Linked DNA regions of Mus musculus: region 1 is linked to region 2. A link is a loop called in an ENCODE intact Hi-C map of the cell type or tissue named here. Cell type or tissue: gastrocnemius. All regions are shown on one strand. Each heading gives the region's core, and the rest is flanking DNA. Links, peaks and the distances in the headings are about the cores only. Region 1 overlaps Babam2 (BRISC and BRCA1 A complex member 2). Region 2 holds the start of Fosl2 (fos-like antigen 2).

Evidence for each region. A loop is a pair of places that touch in the nucleus more often than their neighbours do. Peaks named below come from ENCODE experiments on the same cell type or tissue, not always from the same donor. Only the 100,000 strongest peaks of a DNase experiment are listed, where the experiment ranks them.
Region 1: it touches region 2 in a loop (5-fold over the local background); 3 of 42 quality-filtered maps call a loop at or near these places.

The regions. Positions count from the first base shown.
Region 1 is chr5:32,083,177-32,093,215 of GRCm38, reverse strand. Babam2 (BRISC and BRCA1 A complex member 2) reads right to left here. Exons shown (of 12, transcript NM_144541.1): 12 at 8,477-8,635. The coding sequence ends at 8,572. Gm40277 (a long non-coding RNA gene) reads right to left here and starts at 2,796. Exons shown (of 3, transcript XR_001784843.1): 1 at 2,590-2,796; 2 at 2,395-2,450. It overlaps Gm51292 (predicted gene, 51292), which reads right to left and starts at 493; the gene lies at 432-493. In gastrocnemius, for the core only: no CTCF peak of the experiment used is centred there; a DNase peak (open chromatin) is centred at 8,500; H3K27ac peaks cover 1,999 bases.
Region 2 is chr5:32,128,372-32,139,992 of GRCm38, reverse strand. It overlaps Fosl2 (fos-like antigen 2), which reads right to left and starts at 3,521. Exons shown (of 4, transcript NM_008037.4): 1 at 3,188-3,521. The coding sequence starts at 3,289. In gastrocnemius, for the core only: a CTCF peak has its summit at 4,779; DNase peaks (open chromatin) are centred at 3,466, 4,278, 4,533 and 5,388; H3K4me3 peaks cover 2,500 bases; H3K27ac peaks cover 2,500 bases.

The sequences.
Region 1 (10,039 bases), core at 7,540-10,039, 51 kb after region 2:
ACTCTCCAGCCTTTCTTCTCTCCTTTTCCCCTTTCTCTCCTCTTGGCCATGGCAGGTCTCTCTCTTTTACCTTCTCTCTTTCCCCCTGCCTTTCCACAATAAAGCTCTAAAACCTTAGATTGTCTCTGTTCATCAAGGTCCACTGTTTTTGGATGATGGGATAGGCTTTCTCCTAACGAGCCATTTCTAATCTCCGATGGAAGGCCTTCCTGTGCTCCAGCCATGGACCAGACTTAGGACTCTCGCCTGTGTGGGAACCTTTTCCCCCTGCCCTCTCTTCCCCTATTCTGTTCTCAGCTCCTCTGCCATATCCAGCGTGGGATGCAGGAGACTGAGAACCTGGTACGGGGGTTACCCCTTGTACACCTCCCACCAAGTGGGGTCAGTGGCTTCACACAGCCAGATGCCCACCTGGGGCTGAGTGGAAAGCATCCGGCAGTCCTCCTGAGTCTGCTCGCCTAGAGCACAGGAACTCTGGCTGGACGTGTGCTCTCTCTCTCTCCTTCCTCTTCCCCTACTCCCAGGCCCGCAGTATACAAATACTGCTGTATTTCATAGAGGACTTAAGCATCTGTAGATTTGGGGATGGGGCAAGTGGAATTAGCCTCCACAGATAGCAAGAAGGGATGGGTGTAACATGTGTCAGGTACTGGCACTGGACATGTCCTGACTCATTGAACTCTTCTGATGACCCCATCAGGTTGTGGACTCCCATTCTGCAGAGAAGGAAACAAAGGTCAAGTGGCTTGCTCAAGTTCATGCACTTAGTAAGTGGTGGAGCCAATATTTGACTCAGGCTGGCTGGTTCCAGGGCCCACAGGCCTCCACTCTGACAAGCTAATTAGCCCAGAGCATTAACATGGCTGTGCTAGGCTCCAGTCTAGAGTTCTCTGCATGGCTCTGGCAGTGGGTGAGACTGGGGGACTGCTGGGTCTGGGTGGCTGGGATGAGAGCAGGAGAGGCAGGTGCCCCAGGGGCAGTCTGGGTGCTGATGTTGGGCGAGAGGCAGGAGAGACAGGCAGGCAGCCATCTGGGTTGTGTAATTTACAGCCCACGCTGTGAGAGCCACCAGCAACAGGGGCATGATACCTCCTCCCAGCTGGAATATGCCTCAGGCTTGGGAGGCATACTGGGGTAACACAGGGGAAGCTACAGAGCCCTCCAAGTCCTGGCTATCCGTGTATACATATGTAGGCAAAGACAGGATTGAGCTCCCAAGGACACCTCACACTGAAGGCTCCCTGGGTGAGCAGGACCCTGGCTCAGACACCAAACATGGTATCAGTCTCCACTTGGGTTGTGAAATAAATCCCAGTCAAACCTTCCCCACAAGCCTGTCTGAACTTATGTCCTCTCACTGTCCCCTCCCAAGTCAACCCTGGGTAACTAGCATTCTGCAGACACTGTCATACTCAAATGGCTTTTAGCTTTGGCTCTCTACAGGATTGTCCCATCAAGGGTCTCAGAAAGGTTAAAGGACCAAGAAGGTGTCAGATGTGGGACAGCTATGATGAACTGTGTTTGAGAAGGGGGACAGTAGCTGTCACCATCAGCACCCACCCATGCTAGCCTCTCATTTCTAGGTGGTAACTTTCTATCTGCCAAAGGGTGCTCAGGTGCTGGTGTTCCATGTGGGGACAGAAGTGGTCTCAGAATTGAAAGGGATTGGTTTTCTCAGGTGGTTCCTAAGGTAACTCAAGAGACACATTCCAAAAGGTCTTTGGAATGAGGAGACTTCTATGCCAGCCAGGCCTATTCCATGGAGACTCACAGGAAAGGGGAGGTGTGCTGTTAGGAGCAGGAACGTCTGTCTGAGGTCCTCCAGACCTCATTGTGCTCATCCCAAAGTCCTGGGCAGGAAGCTGCCCAGAAGAGGCAGGGTCACAGTAGATGAGTCTTGGTTGCTTCTGGGCTACTCTTATTACCATGATTATCATGGTTTGTCATGACCCTAAGCAGGACTTCCCACAGTTGTAAAGTGTGATTCTTTTAAAGGGGTGAGAGAGTAGTGTGGAGTGAAGTTCAGAGCCTCAGAGAAGGAAAATGTCCATTACAACTACTGGGGTCACTGCATAGTTAACCTGGAACCATGCCACAGACCTGCAGGCCTTTGGTGATACCTGGCTAAATGTCCTTGGTAATTCTAAACAATTTTCATCCTTCCCCCCCACCAATAGAAAAGTGTTTGGACTTGGACCTGCAAATCTGGTTTTAACTTTAAAGTTCTATTTTGTCCCAAGCCATTCTAGTGCAACCATCTGGAAATAAGTTGGTATGATATACACTTATGTAGTCACACAGATATCCTACTCACATACAAAGATCGCCTTCAAGTGCATTTTTGTTTTGCTTCTCGGAGACAGGGTTTCGTGCAGCCCAGGCAGTTAAACTCACCACGTAGCTGAGGACGGCCTTTAACTCCTGACCTTCCCGCTTCCACCTTCTGAGTGCTAGAATTACAGACATACGTTACCATGGCAGTTTCAAAGTCCTTTCTTGCAGAATCCACTGTGGTCAGTGTGACCTTGGAGCCAGCAAACATGGGTCTCACTCTAGATAGCTTCATATGGTTTCCAGCCCAGGACCCACCATAGCAAGCCCCTGTCATGGGAGGAATGTCCAAAACAGCTGCCACAATGAGTCCCTTAATGGTGTTGACATGCTCTGAGAAATAGTGTCTGGCAGTTTGTGGCTCTGTGGGCATCACAGCAGAGGACTATGAGGACTATGGCTACATCACTGGTGATGATATCCTATGGAGCCACCATTTGGTCACTGACTAAAGCCGCTTGTGACAGGGTATGAAGGTTATACACAGGACCTGTTGTAACACAAGAGGATCAAAGAGTCTCCTTGACTTCGGAAGAGCAGAGCAAGGGCTGCGAGTTGTATTGATTCCTTGTGCTATCAGGAAATGGGAGAGAAGAAAGGGCAGGAAGGGGAGGTAGGAGGGGAGGGCTAGGGAGAGAAAGTGAAGGGAGTGAGTGGCTTTGTGCCTTTGGGTAAGCTATGTAAGATCTTATGTATTTTCATCTGATGCCGAGATGATAGGGATGAATGGAATGGAGGGTGCTAGGAAAGCATTTTAACACGGAGCTATATCCCTGCTCTTCATGTTTCCATTCAAAAAGTGAGGCGCAACCTGCAATCCTTTGTTGTTCTGAGAATTTTAACTCCACGTACCTCCTAGCACTCCGCCCCCATTTCTAGCTGGCACCTCATCCTTCATTCTTTTCAGTTGGCATCGTATTTAGGTATTGAAGGTGATAATTCTTGTTTTCACTTGTAAAAGTATCAATGAATTAATATTGATGCTAGAAAGAGCTGTGTGGTATCTCACCATTAGACGATTAGACAACCTGACTTTCCTGTGTCAAGCTGCAGAATGAGCCTGTCCTCAGGACCCAAGCAGATTCCTGGGCTGCTTCTATTCTAATCCCATGCAAGAGGCAAACCCAGTGCTGGAATCTGCAGCCGGCAGGAACTGAAAGTGAGTCAGAGGGAGAGCGAATTGGGTTGTTTTGATTGCTTTGCTGTGGGAAAGCAGGGGCCAGGGAAGAAGCGGGTCAGTGGGTTGTGGTTCATCAGTACAGCCGCAGCCTAGGAGGCATGCTGAGCTAAAGCAAGATCTCTCTGATCTCTCTCTCTCTGTATGAGAAAGACAGACAGACAGACAGACACACACACACACATACACACATGCACAGAGAGACAGAGGCAGAGACAGAGAGAAAGACAGAGACAGACAGGCAGAGAGAGACAGAGTGATGGAGGCGGGGATAAATGAATCACAGGGCCTCCCAACTCTTCATTTAATGACTTTGCATGGACAACTGGTTCAGTGGGGTTACTTGCATCTGGAAATCGGCAAGCAGCCCATACTGCTCAGGGTCCCTGTGTTTCATTTTCTTTAAATCACTAGTGAGTAAGTAGGCAGACCAAGGTTTGGATCTAAGTCTCTAATGCAGAGGCTTACACTGTGCAGTTTATGTCTCAGGCTGTGGGCAGTGGGGACTTGGAAGTCATGCTGCCAGCAGGGGAACACTGGCTAACTAGAGTCTATTACTCCTCCTTCCTGGGTGACCAGAGGATGACTGATCACATCCACATATCAGTAAACACACTTTTTGCTGTGATTCCTTCACTTGGGGAGAGGTGGCCACCTACTGCCTAGGCTCGCCTCCTAAGGTCAAGCTAGGGTGCAAGTCTGTCAAAGTTCATTCTGAGAACTTATTTATTTAGTTAGTTATTTATTTATTCACTTACCCACTGAGCAATGGCTGAGGGGTTACAGGCAGAGGCATGTGTGGTCTTAAAGCAGTCACACTGGAAGGTCGTACATGGACTGTGCCTCCTCCATGGCTGTGTGGATGAGAGTTCCCTTCCCACATACCCTCCAGCCCAGAGGTTTGCAACCTGTGGGTCGAGACCCCACTGGGGTGGAACAGACCTTTCCCAGGGGTCATCTAGGATCAGTGAAAAACTCAGGTATTTACATAGTGATTCATAACAGTATCAAAATTAGTTATGAAGTAGCCAAGAAAATAATTTTATGGTTGGGGTCACCACAACATGAGGAACTGTACTTTAGCTTTTTTTTTTTTTTAGGCCCAGCAAAGATGGTGCTAGTTTGGCTTGCCTTAAATTACAAGGGCCAAGTAAGCTGGAGGTGGGATTTACAAGGTAGTAATAATGCGCTCTCCTCTATGGTACTTAGCTTCTTGAAAGCATTTTACAACCATTTACTAATTAGTCCTCAGCTGCACTCTCTGAGCAGGTACAATGCTTCCTGATGGGCAAAGCCACAGACAAATTGTAAAAACATGCAAGGACCCTCAGTGCACTGGGATAAGTCACACAAGCTGGTGCTTGAATCCATATGAAGCGATGACCTTCAGGTTCTGTTTTTTTTCCCCACTAATATTTTTACAAATATGTGGGGGGGGGGAGGGAGGTGGAGGGAGAGATAGATTACCACAGCGCATGTGTGGCGATCAGAGGACCACTTCCTAGGGCCTGGTTTCTCCTCCCATCTTGTTTGAAGGTCAGGCTTCTCTTCTTCCCACCTCTTTGTTAGGTTTGAGATCTTCTGGCCCATCCTGTCCCTGTGTCCCTCTCAGCACAAGAGCGCTGTGATTACAGATGGGGATCATGACACTGAGGGTCTCATATGGGTTTTGAGGACAGACCTCAGGCCACCAGGCTTGTGTGGCAAGTGTTCCTGCTCCCCCACGGCCCCTCACTGCTGAGCCATCTCTCTGGCTCCATTTTCTGTTTTTCATTTCCTCCTAGGAAAATCAGTTCAAACTCCTCCTGAGGTAAGAGAGCTGACCATCTCTATGAACACAATCTCCATCCCTACCAACCCACACATAGTACATTACCCCTTTCCAGGGAAGATATAAAAGAGCCTCAATGTGTTCCCTAGACCCATGGATGTCTGCTGCAGCCTTCAGCTGACCTGCTCCCTGAAGTCAGTAGGCTTGCTAGGTGCTGATGGTCCCTCCTGGGAGGTGGGGGTTGGGAGGGTCATAGGACCATCACTTGAATATCTGGAGGCCACTCCTCCAAACCAGTTGTATGCAATTCCACCGTAATTGCTTGGGGTCCTGGGGCCTCTGAGAAGTCCTAGAGCAGTGGACCTCCAACCTGAGGGTCTAGACCCTTTTGGGGATCACCTAAGAGCATCAGAAAACACAGATATTCACATTATGATTCATGATAGCAGCAAAATTACAGTTATGAAGTAGCAACAAAATAATGCTCTGGTTGGGGTCAGCACAGCATGAGGAACTGTTAAGGGTGGCGGCACTATGGTTGGGAACCACTACGTAGAGGCTACAGTAAGGATAAGATTGGGGGAGGGGGTTCTCCTACACAGCCATGAAAGAGTTATGCATGCTGGGTGCGGGCTGCTTTAAGGTCACCCTTTTGCCTGTAACCCCTTGCCACACAAGCCCGATGGCCTAAGTTCAGTCCCCAGAACCCATGTGAGAAGGTCAGTCTTACAGTCTGCATCTGTAGTCATGGCAACTGAGATAGGAGACAAAGACAGACCTGGCCAGAAGGTCTCAGACCTAGCAATGGAGCAGAAACAAGAGGTGGAGAAAACCACAGGAAGGATTCTGATCTGGGCTCAGCCTGTCTGACAGTTAATGATGGGCAATTCATCCGATCTTCTCTGATCTTGTTTCCTCATCCTTGGGGCAGGACTTGACCCTAGCTACTCGCCTACATCCCAGGTCTGCTGTGAAGATACTCTGAGCCCTGTCTGTCTTCTTAGACAGACAGTGTCTGCCTTGCTCAGGTTAATCATCTGCTAGCCTGGGCATGCCAAGCCTAGAGGTTGGCAAGGGCAAGATGGGGACAGCTGGAGATTGTATTGCCACTGTAGGCTGCAGACTGTGTTAGCTGAAGTACAGGACTCCACTCTATGTCTAAGCCACCCTATTCTCGAGCTGGCAATGCTAGCCAGGCAGGTACCAAGGAATCTTAGCTCCAGCAGCTCTTGACGCAGTTGGCAGTAAAGCCCTCTGCATGCCCTTCCCTGGTTACAGGGGAGCCAGAATAATCCTAGCTACCATGGCAGGGAGCCTCAGGACAGTGGTTCTCACTGTCGGTTGTGACCCTTTCGAGAGTCAAACCACCCTTTCACAGGGATCACATAAGACTATGGGAAAATACAGATAGCTACATTACAATTCATAACAGTAACACAATTCTAGTTAAGTAGTAATGAAACAATGTTATGGCTGGGGAGTCACCACAACATGAGGAACTGTATTATAGGGTCACAGCACTATGAAGGTTAGGAATCATGGTTTTAGGAGGAGGTCTTGGAGTTTAGCACAATCTGCCCTGAAGAGAGGGCAACAGCCAAAAGAGACTCCGGCATGAAACACCCAACAGATTCCCTGGGGAGTCCCACTAAACTCTAGATGCCTACACTTGGGTTCCTATGAGTCTGCTAACAGTCCTACAATGGACACAAAAGCAGGAGTTCCTGAAAAGCCCCCTGGGAGATTCTGGTGAGCTGAGGTATGGTCTGGTCTAGCCCCAAAGGACAGGACTGACTTGAGTCATGCAGCCAGTCGATGGCAGAGTGGGACATGGACACAGGACTCCTCTGTCCTGGGAATTCCCAAGGGCAGTGAGCCAAGAACCCCTGTTTGAAGATGGGTAGCTCCCCAGTTGACAGCCCAGCTGGCAGATCTGTTCCAGGTCCTCCTTAGCCTCTTGAGAGCATCCTTGTTTCTGGGGGTTGGATATGCAGGGATGTACCTCTCACTGGTGCAACAAGGGTCTAGAATGCCCTCCTTTCTGGGTTCATGTGGTAAAACTTGGCTCTAAGAACCTCCACGGGAACAAGGGAACAAGTGAGAGGCCCAACAGGACTGTGTGTACTCTGTAGGAGGAACCTCAGTTTCACAAAGCAGAAGAGGAAGTCCAGGCCAACCACTCAACTCTTGGTTCTCTTGCTTTTAAGGATGCTCTGTGCACTTTAAGTTGCCTTCAGGATAGGAGCGTGCTACACTGTAGTGTGTGTAGGCCTTGTCAAGTGGTCAAGCTGACTGCAGCCTGCTGGTGTGAAGGCTAGGAGGCTGTGCACTGCTGGGAAGGGCCTAGCTGACCCTTCCCACACTGCTCCTGCTCTGCTTCCAGTCACTAGATCGTCCTGGCCACATTCTTCCCTCTATACACCGATGGGAGTGGTAAAGGATGGCTAGGAGAGAAACTTGACAGCTTCTAAATGGTCTTGCTACGTAACCCGGACTAACTGCAAACTTGTGATCGCCCACTCCATCCTGGCATGTACATATACCTGGCTCCCCAGCTTTGATCCTGCTCGGCCGCACAGTTGCCAGGCCTGAGGTGAGATGTCACACACATACCAGTGATGGCTCTTGACCCTTACCCTTTGTCTCCCATGAATAACCCACAGAGCCAGAATAGCCCAAGGAGCTCCCATGAGCTGAGGAGAGGGAAAGGCAGAACCCACACAGGAGCCGTGGGTGCACAGTGCTGGGACCAAAGGATTTCCGAGCGCTGGCTCTGGGCCTGGGGAGCAGGCAACTGAGCCCTGCAGGTTCAGAATCACTGGGTCACCTCTTCTCCAGTGGAAGACTTCCTCAGCTGGAAGTATGAATGTTGGGGTACAAATTATATATACAAACTTAACACTAACAGTTTCAGAGGGTGGGGAGAAGCCAAGGGTGTTCAATGGAACTTTGAAGAAGCCTTCAGGACAAAGACTTGAAAGAAGGGTGTGTGCATTCATGACATTTTATTTTCCCTGGAAAAGTTCTCCATCGTAAAGCAGTTTATTTCTTTCAGCTAGGAAATCTAAGGAGGAGGAGGGGCGACCAGCAGTGAGGTGCTAGGATTCAGGGTATGACCAGCCAGCTCAGCTTTGGGCTCCGGCAGAGCAGGGCTGTGCGGGGCAGGCAGAGCTGCTGTGGGAGCCAAGGGCTGCCATGAAGACATTCCGAGCAGTTTCCAGCAAGCAGCCCGAGCGCTGACACGCATGTGGACTGAGCAGTCTGGTTGGCCGCCTCTCAGCACTGGTGTTTCCTAGAGCTTTCCATTGGCAAATGCGGCCTCCTGGAACTGAGGGACAAAGGTTTTGAAATAAGCCCTGGTGGGAAAGAGGGGAGAAAGAACTGTGGTTAGCATAAACAGCTTGAACAAAAAAATGCAACTCAGAGCTTTCCCCCTAACTCAGAACAGTTGTTATTTATTGTTCATGCAAGCTGGGTTGGGCTCTCCTCTTCAGAGGCGAAGCCCTCTGGACTGTTTGACGGGAACTACATGCAGTTCACTACTGCACTACCTCTCATAGATGTCTAAAGAGCCTATGTTGGCCTTCTGCCTGCCACATTTACTAGACACTCACCCTTAGAACCACCTGTCCATTCCTAGGAGAAGACTGGGCTTGAAACAAGCTACGGGACAGAGAGAGACCGTACTGATTCCTAGTCACTTCCTTGACTGAAGATATCATCAGGGTTATACCCTCCTTAGTTAGATCTATGAGTTCATAAACATAAAGACCTAATAAGGATTCCTAAATGAGTTATGCTCTGTATTTATTTCCACTCACGTGTAGTCTAGCTTCCTGGCTGGGCTTTGGGAGACCTTGTAAAGACAGGTGGAAGCTGGGACAAAACATACAGCCTTCTGGATACCTGATTTTTTTCTATTTAGACAAGTGTTACTCTTTAGCCAAACTAGCCTGGCCCTTACTCTATAGCTAAAGCAAGCCTAGAATTCACTAGGTACCCCAGCTGGCCTCTTAACTCCCAGAAATCCTCCTGTCTCAAGTGCTGGGATTATAGATGTGAGCCACCACATTGACCCAGACACCTGGCTTTCTACTCTGTAGAGACAAAGCCACATTCCACATTAGGATATGGAATGTGCTGAGCCTACTTTGTGCCAGACACTGCTGGGATGACCCAGATGTGGGACTAGTCACATAGGAGAGATCTCAGTTTAGAGGAGAAGGCAGATGTAAAATCTTTACATAAAAAGGAGGTGTGTGGTAGGTACAGCTTGGTGGCACTGTGGACCCTATCAGGCAGTCATTGAAAGATGGGTGGGTTTAATTAACAGAAGATATGGCTGGAGCAGAAAGAAGCCTATTGGAAAGGGGGAGTTGTGTATGTGCAGGGAAATGGACCTTTCATTACGCAGGCTGGCCTCTTAGTTCCTGACTGACACCTCCATTATCTCTGTCATCCTTGGGCATTTAGTGGTAGCTCACTCAGTAATCTCACTTTCCCAGAACAATGACAAGAACGAGAAGTCCCCAAGAACTGCCAATATCCACACAAACTATCTTATTAAAGATCTGGGTGCCAGGTTCCAGCTCTTAGGAGGTGAGAAGTGCCCAGTTAGGAGTGGAGGCGCTGACTGAGAGGCAGGAAGTGCATCTGCCTGATTACTAAAATCACTAACAGCAGACCCACCTGAAAGCACTGAGAGCCGCTCAGGAGTCGCCTCCACCACAGGGCCTACGATGGGGCACGAGCACCCCTCT
Region 2 (11,621 bases), core at 3,316-5,815:
TTCTCAGAATAGCTCTTCCAAAAATGTCCTGTAGGGGGCACTAGAGGGGTACAGTTGAGGCTGACTTGGGAAATCACAGTCATTTCTGGTAAAAGTTGTTTGATGTGAGGAATGTCCCAGCCTGGTACAGTTGGCAAAAGTTCACTCTGGGGAATTTTGTGTGTGTGTGTGTGTGTGTGTGTGTGTGCGCGCGCGCATACGCCTGTTGGAAGAATGTGGCAGGGGGGAAAAGTTGGCCTGATGGTCCCTGATCCTGAAGGAAATGCCCTTGACTTACTCTCACAAGTCATCAGAACAGATAGCTGCCTTGGAAAAGTTCCGTGTCTTGTTTTGTTTTGTTTTTCATTTGAAGGGGGCCTGGCTGAAGAAAACAAGTTATGAAATGACCTATGTTTGTGTAACTGGCTGGATTGCGTAATGCCAGGGCCCTGAAACCGTAACAGCCAAGGAGCAGGGCACAGCATATATCTGGAGGTGTTGTCCCAGGAAAAAGAAAATCACAACAACAAAGCACACTCCAGGAGGAAGAGGTGCATCCACCTAGCTCCAAAAAAAATTAAATTGCCAGGGATTGATTAACCTTTGAGATTGAGATTATAGCTACAACAGGAAATAGTTTTCGTGTTTTGAGTTCCTGCCATAGACACAAGCAGAGGTCTTAACAAAGAGCTGTCTGCCTCCCACCCCACAGGTCAGTGGGGAAGTACTAGGTACTTAGTACTAAGACGCAGTATTAAGACCTTATGAAGCTAGATGTCGCGGGGGGGGGGGTCGGGGGGGGAGTGCCAGACAGCAAATTTATGGGGATACAGGACCCCACAAACAAGGAGAACAGGGGGAAAATAGTATGCACTTGCACAAGGAAAACCAGGAACTTCTCACAAGTTCCACTGATTGGATTGGTCCACCGTGCAGTCATAAAGGAGGAAGGCCCAGTCACTAACTGCCAGGAAAGCTTCCCCATGTAGAGGGCTGGGAGCAGAGCTGATTACAGACTTTATCTGGCATGTAATAAAGTTACCTTGAGCCCAGATTGGGGTGGGGTAGCAGCACAGACTTGGGAAGTAACAAAAACAGAGGCCTATCACTGGGACCACAGAACAGTTTTATAGACAGCCAGATCAGGGAGGGGGAAGCCTTCCCCCTGTTCCTCGTCTCCTACCCACCGCCCCGACAAGGCTGAGAGTTGGCTTAAGTGGCATTACCTTGCCAATCCCTCTGGTTTGAAAGACTTCTTGCTCATAAGGCTGAGCAGAATAGGCAGCTATACCTGAGAATCGCATGCACTGGTTGCTGCTAATTGCAAAATCCTCCTGTGTTACAGCATGCTAGGAATTAGCCAACAGCTGCTTTTTGCTTGGGTAATGAGGCCCTATTACACACTGCTGGACGGAGCTCTCTTCCTTCATCCGAGCATCGGTTTCCTGTCTGATTTGCTTCCAAAACAGGGAATTGCCTCCGCTCACATCCTGGGCTCAAAGCCCTAGTGACACAGATTATTCAGTTGGGGCACTGATGTCCGGTCTGACTTCCCATCCAGGCCCCAGAGTCTGAGCAAAGCCAGGCAGGGAGATTGTACTGTCAGTGCTCACTGTCTTGGTCTCATTAGTGGAAGAAACAGAAACGCAAAGCTTCTATGTTGGTTGGAAAGGAGAGGTACATGGGGTGGGGTTATTGGATTGGAAAGTAGGGGACAACAGGTATAAAGGACTCTAAACCCATTGATGAGTGATGTTTGGGTTCAACCCAAAACACCAAATGTACTGGGATGCAAACATAAGCGACTACTTCTCAGGTATGATTTGGGTGTTCAGTAGTAAGAAAGGGTCCACTGACTGGACCCTCAATGCTCAGACCAGGCTGTCTACAGTGGGTGCTTAGTAGGTATGGGGCTTGGGAGGAGCTAGACACAGAAAAGTCATTTAGAAGGACTCCCCAGATATGGAACATTACTTTGAGAGAGGTGCCCCTCTTGTCAGATTACAAAGAAAGCCATATTTTTATTATATTTCCCAGCTCACTCCACCCTTCCCTGGAAGACCCCTGACCTCCTATCTGGTTGACTTCTAAAGGTCAAAGTCAAGGCCATGGCTATTGGCTTATGGAGTAACTCTGGCTGCAGCCAGCTTGGCTAGGAACTCCCAGATGCTTGCCAAGGTGGGCTTCAGGTGGCAGAGGACCTTTTGAGTTCATGCAATTCCCTCACAAGATGGTGTTTGTGGTTCCTGCGACACAGGCCAGGTACCCTACCACCCCTACCGCCCCACCAATACCTGTCTGGTACCTACAAAGACACAGATTACAGGCACAATCCTTCAGTGCAAACCAGTCTGGCTGCTTTAGAAAGAGATGTTTTTCTACTTCTAAATCCACTCAGGAGCTCAAGCGATGTGTCTCTTTCTCCCACTTCTCTCTGACAGCTTCTTTGCCCCAGGTACCCCCAAGCCCCTCAAAGTTCTGCTGGGGGGGGGGGGAAGTACAGGCTCCTGCCCAACCCTTACCGGAAGCTGGAGGGGGGGTGTCACAGGAGGTGTCAAGAGCCAATCAAAGCCAGCTTCTTCCTTCCTGACCTTCGCACCTAATTCCCAGGGGCAACCCTCGCCCTCACTCCCAAACACTTGAAGGAGCCCAGCTTTGTTTTTGAGTCCCCAATCCCTTTCAGAAAACAGCTAAGACCGAAGAATAACAGAAGAAGAAAGGGTTAAAAAGCCTTCCCCCCCGCCCCCCCCCGTAGGGTCCTTGACGGCTGGGAGGGGCTTAGGGGGCGCAAAAATTTTCTTGCCTATCCACTACCTAGAAAGAGGAACGTGAAAAGGGAGGGAGAGCGGCTCGGAAGGAGGCAACAGGCTTCCCGGAGGGGACCTGTAATTTCAAGAGCTTTTCTGGAAAATTAAGTACGAAAAGGGGGAGAGGGTGTCGTTGGCTCTTCAAGCCCACTCTCCACTTGCTTAAAAAAAAAGAAAAGAAAAGAAAAGAAAAAGAAAAAGAAAAGTGGAGAGTGGGTAGGGCGGAACAGGAAAAAAAAAAAGAAAAAGAAAAGAAAAGAAACCCACAACTTACAGCGGTGAAGTATTTTTCTAGCCTGGCTAGGAAAGGGAAAAGAAGGAGGTTGGGGGTGGAGGCAGTGGGAGCAAGAAGAGGGTAGGAGTCTGCCCGCGCCGCCAGGTGCACCCCGGCCCGCACGTACCTGCTGGCCGCCGCCACCGCTGGAGTAGGACTCGGCGTGCGCAGGAGAGCCGCTGCTGCCCCGGGACGAGGTGTCAAAGTTCCCGGGATAATCCTGGTACATGATCCGCGGTGGGGGCCGGAGAGGAAACAGGGTGGTTTTCTTCCCCGCCCTCGCCGCGGCCGCGCACAGTCTGCTGCGCGCTCGCTGGTCCACCGGCCCGGCCACGGGCTGGGCTTTTCGCTCCCGGGATGTCCCCTAACCAAGGCAGACAGGAGGCAGCGACACTCGGGAAGTGACCCCCCCGATCGCCGCGCACCGCACTTCGTTTCTGCTCTGCAAGCTCCGCGGAACCGGTTGTCCACCGAGTCCCTCCCTCTAAAAAGTCGGCGCGTCCCTCGGTCCCTCCCCTGCGCGCGCCCTTCCGCCCCCGCGCGCAGCCGGAGCTCTGCCGGGACCCACGGGCTGGAGAAAAATGGGCAACGCAAAAAGACTAGGAGCCCCGCGGGTGTCGCTTGGCAGCTCTGGGGGACTCCCTCCCCGATCTCTCAGGGCGCCAAAAAGGCGAAAAAGAAAAGCTGCCGGTTGGGAGAAACTTCTGTTTCCTCCTTTTAGAAAAGGAGCCCGAGAATAAACTTCCTGTGGCCAACTCGCCGCCTGAGTTTCCCGGCGACTCGGACACTTGACTTAGGACAAGGCGGTGAGCGCCGGTCCAGCGGCCCCGATCGCGCCGGTGGGACAGCGCCCGTGGGATTCTAGGCTGAGCGGTGCTGAGAGGGACGTGGCTCCGCGTCGCAGTGACCTGCACCCCGTGCTGGCTCCAGGACCTGCCAAGCCTCGCGCTTCTCGCCTCGCTTCGCCCTCCCCTCTCTCCCCCTCTTTCTTGCGCTCGCTCTCTTTCTCTCTCTCTGTCCCTGCCGAGCGCCGCTCACTGTCTCGCTTCGAGCCCCTGCGCTCTGCCCGAGATGAGTCACTACAATGGCACGAGTTCAACTCCACACTCTTTATTCTCCAGCCCCGCACCATGTGGATCCACTCACGTCAACCTTAGACTCCACCTTGCTGGGAGGAGCGCTCGAGGCGGCGGGGGAGGAGGCCTGGGACAAGGAGGAGGAGGAAGAGGCGCGGGAGGGGAGGGGAGAAGGCGGGCGGGGCGCTCCCCTCCCGGCCTCGCTCGCGGTCGCGCTGACGCCAGCCACAGACCCCGCGCGAGGAAGGCGGGAGGCGGGGAGGGTGGGAGAGCGCGGCCCTCGCACTACGGGGGCGCCGAGGCCGCCCGCGTTCTCGCCGAACTCCTCCACCCCCCCTGGGGCGCAGCGCCCTTGGTCTGTTCCATTGGCGCACGTTGCCAAAGATGGTCATTTGCGTTAGAGGACGCGAATGCGGGTTTCCTCGCCTTCGGGTGACGTGGAGGGAGAGGGATTCCCTCGCCTGCTCCCGCCTGCGCCCTGGCCTCCCTACCTCCTCCCCTCCATCCCCAACCAAAAGGAAGGGGCGCGGGGCGGGGCCCCGAAAGCGGCCGCGCCGGCCTGGGCTCCGGGTTTTAGAAAAGGAAAAAAAAAAAAAAAAAAAAAAAATCGCAGCCCTGAAGACGAGACGGGCGGCTCAGTGCGGCGCCACCGCGAGGCAGAGAGCCCGGCGCGCAGAGCTGCTCGCGGGGAGGGCGCGGCCGTGCGCAGTCGTCCGCACCCTCAGCGGCGCCGCCCGGTACAGCGGGCGTCCTGGGCGCACCGGGCACCCGCGCCACCCTGCGGCCGGGTCTTGGCGGGGTGCGGCGCGGCGTCGCCAGGCGGGGCTGGCCTGCCCATTTTTCACTCGGAGCCTGGCTGCCCACTGCTTCCCCTTTTTGTGTGTGTGTGTGTTGTGTGTGTGTGTGTGTGTGTGTGTGTGTGCGCGCGCGCGCGCTTGTTTTTTTTTTTTTCTTTTTCTTTTTTCTTTTTTTAATTTATTTTATTTTGGCCTTCCAATTAACTTGCTTAGAAGTAGTATTGAAGATGAAATTAGCCAGTGAGACATTCGGGAGTCCTCTGTGCTACACAGTTATGACGCATGTAATAGTAGTAACCAGGTCTTAAAAGCAAATCGGGTTGTTTTTTAAAATACATAAATAAATAAATAAATAAATAAATAACTGGGGCCCGAGAGGTGTGCCCCAAGTTGCCTTGAACTGTTTTGGAGCAAAGTTCAGGGCGCGCGTGGCCGGACTCCTGGCTCTTCCCGCCTTGATGGGTGGGGTGGCACTCAGGGTAAAGAGCGCAGGCCTTGGAGTATGAACGCCTGGCTCTGCTATTTACGAGCTGTGAGATCTTGGGCGAGTCTAGAGTCTCAGTTTCCTCCTCTATCTAATGAAAGGTTTGGAGCAGGACGACCTAAAGCTTTCTTCTGCTTCGGATAGCCTATCATCCCCAGAGAAGGTACAATGAGTACAGATAAGCGCTGTACCAGGAGTTGAAGAACTCTCTTTCTTTTGAGGCAGGGTCTCAGCACAGGCTGTCTTAAAACTCTCTATATGTCAAAGATAAGCCTCCACCTCCCGAGTGCCGGGATTACAAGGGTGAAAAAACGCCTTTTTTAGCCATCCTTATGCAGTGCATCTGTATCCTTAAGCTTTTGAGGAGTGAATGGGAAGTAAGGTTGTTGGGATTCCACTGAGGACGTTGAAGTGCTATGCATCTCCCATATCACATCTCAGGTCCTCAGTTTCCTTATCTGTGAAGTGGGGGCGTTACTAGGAAAGAAAAATAAGAGCCGGGAACTCGAAGCTTTCCCGGGGCTCCATATAAAGCGCCTGCGTTTCCGGGACGACTGGCGGCATCTGGCTGCCCCAAGGGCCTCAAGATACGGTAATCCCAAACAGTACTAGGGGTCATTGTTTACAATTATAAAACACATTCTGTCCTGAGCTCCATCCCCAAGGACTTGTGCGCGTGGTAAGCTGAGTGGCCAGACTCCTCGCATTTTTGCAGCTGCCCTCCCAGCAGAATGTGCAGCTCTGCAGGCTCGAGAACGGGGTGTGGTGCAGGCGTACACGCACGCACCAGCCTTGGGTGCCTGGCCCTCCCCCCTTCCCATCCCTGCGTCCTGGCCTGCTTGGGTGTTTACGCGCCTCTCTCAGCAGGACTGAGTAAATGCAGCCCTTTGACGCAAAACGGATCAACCCTTCCCCAGCAGCAGCAAAACCCAGAAAACTAGAGGTGGGGACGGGGGCAGGGCATAGAAAAAAAAAAATCGTGACACTTTCCCACTCGCCTCGCCCTGTGTTCTGCGGGTCCTCGGCCGCCCTAGTGAAATAAATCTTGGAGGGTTGGGGGTGAGCAACTGGGGGGGGGGCGGCCGGGGTACGCAGGGACCTCCCCGAGGAACCCCGTGTCACAGCAGCACGAACAGACGCACTTTTGGTTTTCCTTCGAGCCGCACGGGCTGTCCGGCCCTCCCCCAGCCCGCATTCAATAATCGTGAGCTTCTGGGTCTCTCCCACACAGTCCTTCCAGTAACGCGGGGCGGGGGCGGGGGAGAAGGGGAGCAGGAGCTTCCTCCAAGGCCTCCGCCATCCCGGGCGCGCCCAGCAACTAGCAGGCGCCGCCGGGAGCGCGCCTTCGGGCCAGCGCAACCTCGCGCCCTCGCCCGCCCCCGCCCGGACCCGCTTCCCCCGTCCTTTCCTTTCTTGTGGCTTCCCGTAAAGCCAGCAGCCCCCAGACGTCTGCAGAGCATCACGGAATCTGTGCTGATGCAAGTCGCCGGCCTCCCTTTGGTGCGCCCCGGCCCGCCTGAGAGCGCTTTGATCCCTGCCTGGCCCTGCTCCGGAACGTGAGCTGGCTTCCCGTGCCTGCCTGGAGAGGAGACCTAGGTTCCACAGCCTAGGCCACCTTTCAGTCCCGTGGCACCAGAGGCAGAGCTGCCGGGACACTGGTCTCCCTTGATTCAGTGGATGCTTGAAGTTTGACCTATCTAAACCCAGTTCAGCGGCGCCTACGTGGGAAGACATACCTGGGGGCACGCGGTTAAGAAGGGGCTGGAGTAAGATGCTCAGAACAGGGATTAAGCCCCAATGTCTCAAATCAAAACGAAAACATACTGTCCCTTGTAATCCACACAACAAACATTTGAGGTGTCTCTCATTTCCAGGTGTCAGTTCAAGAAAGCAAGACCAAGTAACTTGTCCTGGGGAACTGGTCAGTGTTTAATAACGAGTTGAAAGTAAAACCGCCTCTGACTGAGTCTGCCTACCCGCCTCCACCGCATTACCTGCCTCCTACCGGAATGTCTCTCTGGCTTTCTAAGCACAGACTTCATTTGTTCGTGGCTTTAACTGACATTTAAAAGTGCCCCTTTTTTCTCTTCTGAGTGAGGGAAAGGAAGAGAGATGCCGCTGTGGGGAAATAAAAAGGTAGTCTGGGCTGACTCTTCATCGCCTCTCTGAGTGTCTGGACCCTCCCGTTTCACTCATTCCAGTTTCCTTGTTATCCCATGCAGCCCAGGTTGCCCTTGAGAGACGTCTTGGATCTTAGAATGATTGTCCCCCTCAGTGACCCACCCATCAGAGGAAGGTGCGTTTCCTGAAGACCTTTCAATATATGCAACTTCGCTTGTCTCACAACATCCCCAGGAAGAGCAAGGTCAGCTGTGGACCAGAGTCAGGATTGCCCATGCAAAGCCAAAGAATACAACGACAGCGCAACCTCCTCAGTACGGTCCAACCTGTGGACGTCTGCAGCTGAACGCAAAGCCATCTCCCGTGCCCTTAAACCCAGTGTTCTTCCAACCTTGACAGTCTACAGATTCTACTCCTTAGTGATAACCCTACCTCCCACACTGCTAGGAGGGATCTGCAGTCATAACTTTATAGTAAACAACGCATTAGATGATATGTTCTGGTTCCTGAAAGCATTTATATTCGAAGCCCGAGTCTTGGTTAGGGTTCTTACTGCTGTGATGAAACACCGTGACCAAAAGCAGCTTGGGGAAGAAAGGGTTTATCTGGCTTGCTCTTCACATCACAGGAAGTGAGGGCAGGAACTCAAGGAGAGCAGGAACCTGGAAGCAGGAGCAGAAGCAGAGGCCGCGGAGGAGAGCTGTTACTAGCTCATTCCCTGTGACTTACTCAGTCTGCTTTCCTACATGGTCCAGGACACACTCACGCACCACCCCCAGGCCTGGTGGTGTGGCCCACCAGTGAGCTGGGCCTACCCACATCAATCTTAAGTCGAAAGAATGCATTCGAGACTTGCCTCCAGGCAATCTGATAGAGACATTTTCTCAAAAGAGGATGCTCTTCTCAGATAACTCTTTAATTTGTGCAGAGTTGCACCCTGCCCCCCGCCACACACACACACACACACACACACACACACACACACACCAGGCCAAACAAAGCAACAACAGGACAACCTGTTTAATGCAGAAGTGTTTGTGTTTTCTGAGTACCTATAAATTTGTCAAGGAGCCACCAGCAAGCAGATTTCAGCTCAAATGGTTCAAAGGACAAGGTCTTTGTGGTGACCTCTTTGGGGAGGGTCCTTTGAGAGAGGGTTGGAGAAACGGGGAATTTAGTATATCTAATGTCTGGCAACAGCTGGAAACAGAGTTGTTAGGGGGCTATTCAGAGCCACTAATTCTGAGGAGTGTGTTTGTATCTGTCAGGTGTGAGGGTCCAGGAAAGGCTGGGAACTGCTTCTCCTCCTAAGGGGCCCACAGGGTATGGGAGTGGGGTTTTGAGTGAACAAGACAGCTTCCCTCCACCCCCATGGGCTTACAGCATCTGCTCCAGGACCCAAAGGGCACTTGCAGCACATGCGCTCTGAGGTCTAACACTTACGCATCCCCAACATACACTGGAAATAAATCTACAGTGCAAGCACCGTGGTACACACCTATAGTCTCCGCCCTTAGGAGGTGAAGGCAGGACAATCAGGAGTTGAAGGTCATCCTCAGCCTCATAGTGAATTGAAGTCTAGCCTGGGCTACAAGAGAACCTCTCAACAACAACAACAACAACAACAACAACAACAGCAGCAACAACAATAAAATCCAGGCATGGTGACACATACGTTTAATCCCAGCACTCAGGAGGCTCTGGCAGGTGGATCTCTGTGAGCTGGAGACTAGCCTGGTCTACAAAGTGAGTTCAAGCCAGGGCTACACAGGGAAACCCTGCCTTGAAGCGGGAGCGGGGGAGACAAGTTATATTTAAATGAAATGAATGTTCTATCGTATGGGTTCTGAGGACCGAGCTGGGTCTTCTGGAAAAGTAGCCAGTGCTCTTAACCATGAGACACCTCTCCAGCCCAAGGGCACCTCACAGCTCTCTGTAACTCCAGCGCCACAGGATCCAACATCCTCTTCCGCTCTCTCCTCCTCTGGGGCACTGCACACATGTGGTGAGCACACAGAAATGAGGCAAAACTCCCATCCTCATGAAATAGTAAGTAAAATGTTCATCTGGTGGACAGTAGAGGTACCTGTGTGCACAAAACAACCCTTCTGGTTGCGGAATTTTATACACTCTGCTGAGTTGCATTACCCTCAATAAAATCAAACTAATAACTAAGCTGTTGGTAGCCTCAACCCACATATAGAGAGAGTCCTACACCCAGTAACAATGCTTTGGTCAACAATTTCCTGAGGACATCACGACCATCTGACTTTGGGGTCAGAATACTCTGCAATGTTCACACAGTGACAAAGGTGCCTAGTAACACCTCTCCTAGAAAGTGTTGCCATTGTAAGGTAGTATGTGACTACAAATTAAAATTTTGGAAATTGTGAACAAATAATGCCCTTCTGCCCTCACCCCCCATCCCTACCATAGACCCATAGACCCTGCTCCGCATTCAGGACAGAGAACCTTCCTGCCGTGTGTGTGTGTGTGTGTGTGTGTGTGTGTGTGTGTGTGCTAAAGCTCGATACATTCCAGAGATGGTGACAGATGCGGTGCTATCGTTCTGAAATATCACTGAGTCAGAACAGGAGTCACCCCTGGTAGGAATGTTTGTCGGGTCCCAAGCAGGAAAAGACCAGCTTCCCCACCCCTTCTCCTAGCCTCAGATCCATTCAAGGATTATAGAGAAAGGATGTGCTTGCCTCTCAGCTTTCCAGCTCTGCCAAATCGTTAGTCAAGGAAATGCCCACAGACCCCACAGGCCGGTCTGATGGAGGTAACCCCTCTGTCCCTTCTCACAGGTGACTCTCATTTGTATCAGGTTGGCAAAAACTAACCATCAACCCATTTTCTAGATACAGAAATTGAGGTCCAGGGGGCATGCAGATGGCTCAGCAGGTAAAGATCTTTTCTTGCCACCCAGCCTGACACCCTGAGTTTGATCTCAGGGACCCACGTGGTAGGAGAGGCAACTTCGGCAGGTTGTCCTCTGACCTCCACACATGTGAACTGTGGCACCCACACACATATGCACAAACATGTTAAATAAATAAATATAGCTGAGGTTCAGGTAAAGCAAGCCACAGATTCAAGGTCACTTCGTGGGAAGGCAAGAGTCACTCAGAGAAACACTCAGAGCCTCCATAGCCGATGCCAGGACTCCATTCAGCTGTCTTGAGCCCAAACAGGCTCAAACAAGACATTTGCCTGGCCCACCATCCCTCTCCTTCCTGTGGTGACTCCGTTGATCTTCTTTTAGGAAACTTCCAGCTCTCTGCCTTGTGTGCCATGGCTGATCCTTCGGCTGTAGCGTGAACACATGTGCACAGGTTGCAGGTCTGGCTGACAGAATGCCCCAGGCTGCAGTTACTGAGTGAGAGCTACAGGGATGACTTAAGACCCAAGATCTGTGTGACAGTTAGACCTGAGACTTTGGCTAAACTCCCTCTAAAATTAGCACTCTTTTTTTTTTCTTCTACTTCTCTGGGAGAGGCTACTAGGGGTAAAGCCAACTCAGAAGGAGGCAGCGCTGAGGGGTAGAGTGCTCTGTTAACAGGACTTGATCACCTGCCAGTGTGTCCCTGAACTCGTAAGCTCTTTGACAAGACTCTCCCTTTTCTGCTCAAATCATTTTGAGGGGGGTACCACTTGCGACTAAAAGGGCCCTGGATGCTTCACTGCCAACACACAAAGAGCACCCACTGGGAGTACTCAATGGGAGACTCACTGAGAGCACCTAGTGCTTGTCAGACATTTCTAGAAGAACAGATAGGTAAGATAGTCTCATTCTTTGGAGAATTTGGCACATGGCTGAGAAACAGTCTCAGCTTTAAGAAGAAGCCAGCTAAAGCAACACCACAGGGTGTTCTCTGGTTACTGCAGAAGGTTGGAGCCACCTGTGTGGCTGTGAACTTGGTCTCGGCAATCAGATAGGATACAGATAAGTTGGGGAAGTTATAAGACAGACAGCATTCCAGGGAAGCCTGGGTCCAGGGGTGAGAACGAACTGATGGATTGACAGATGGATACCAGAAGAGTGGTCTCACATGTATAGTCTGGAATGGGTGGAGAATGGAG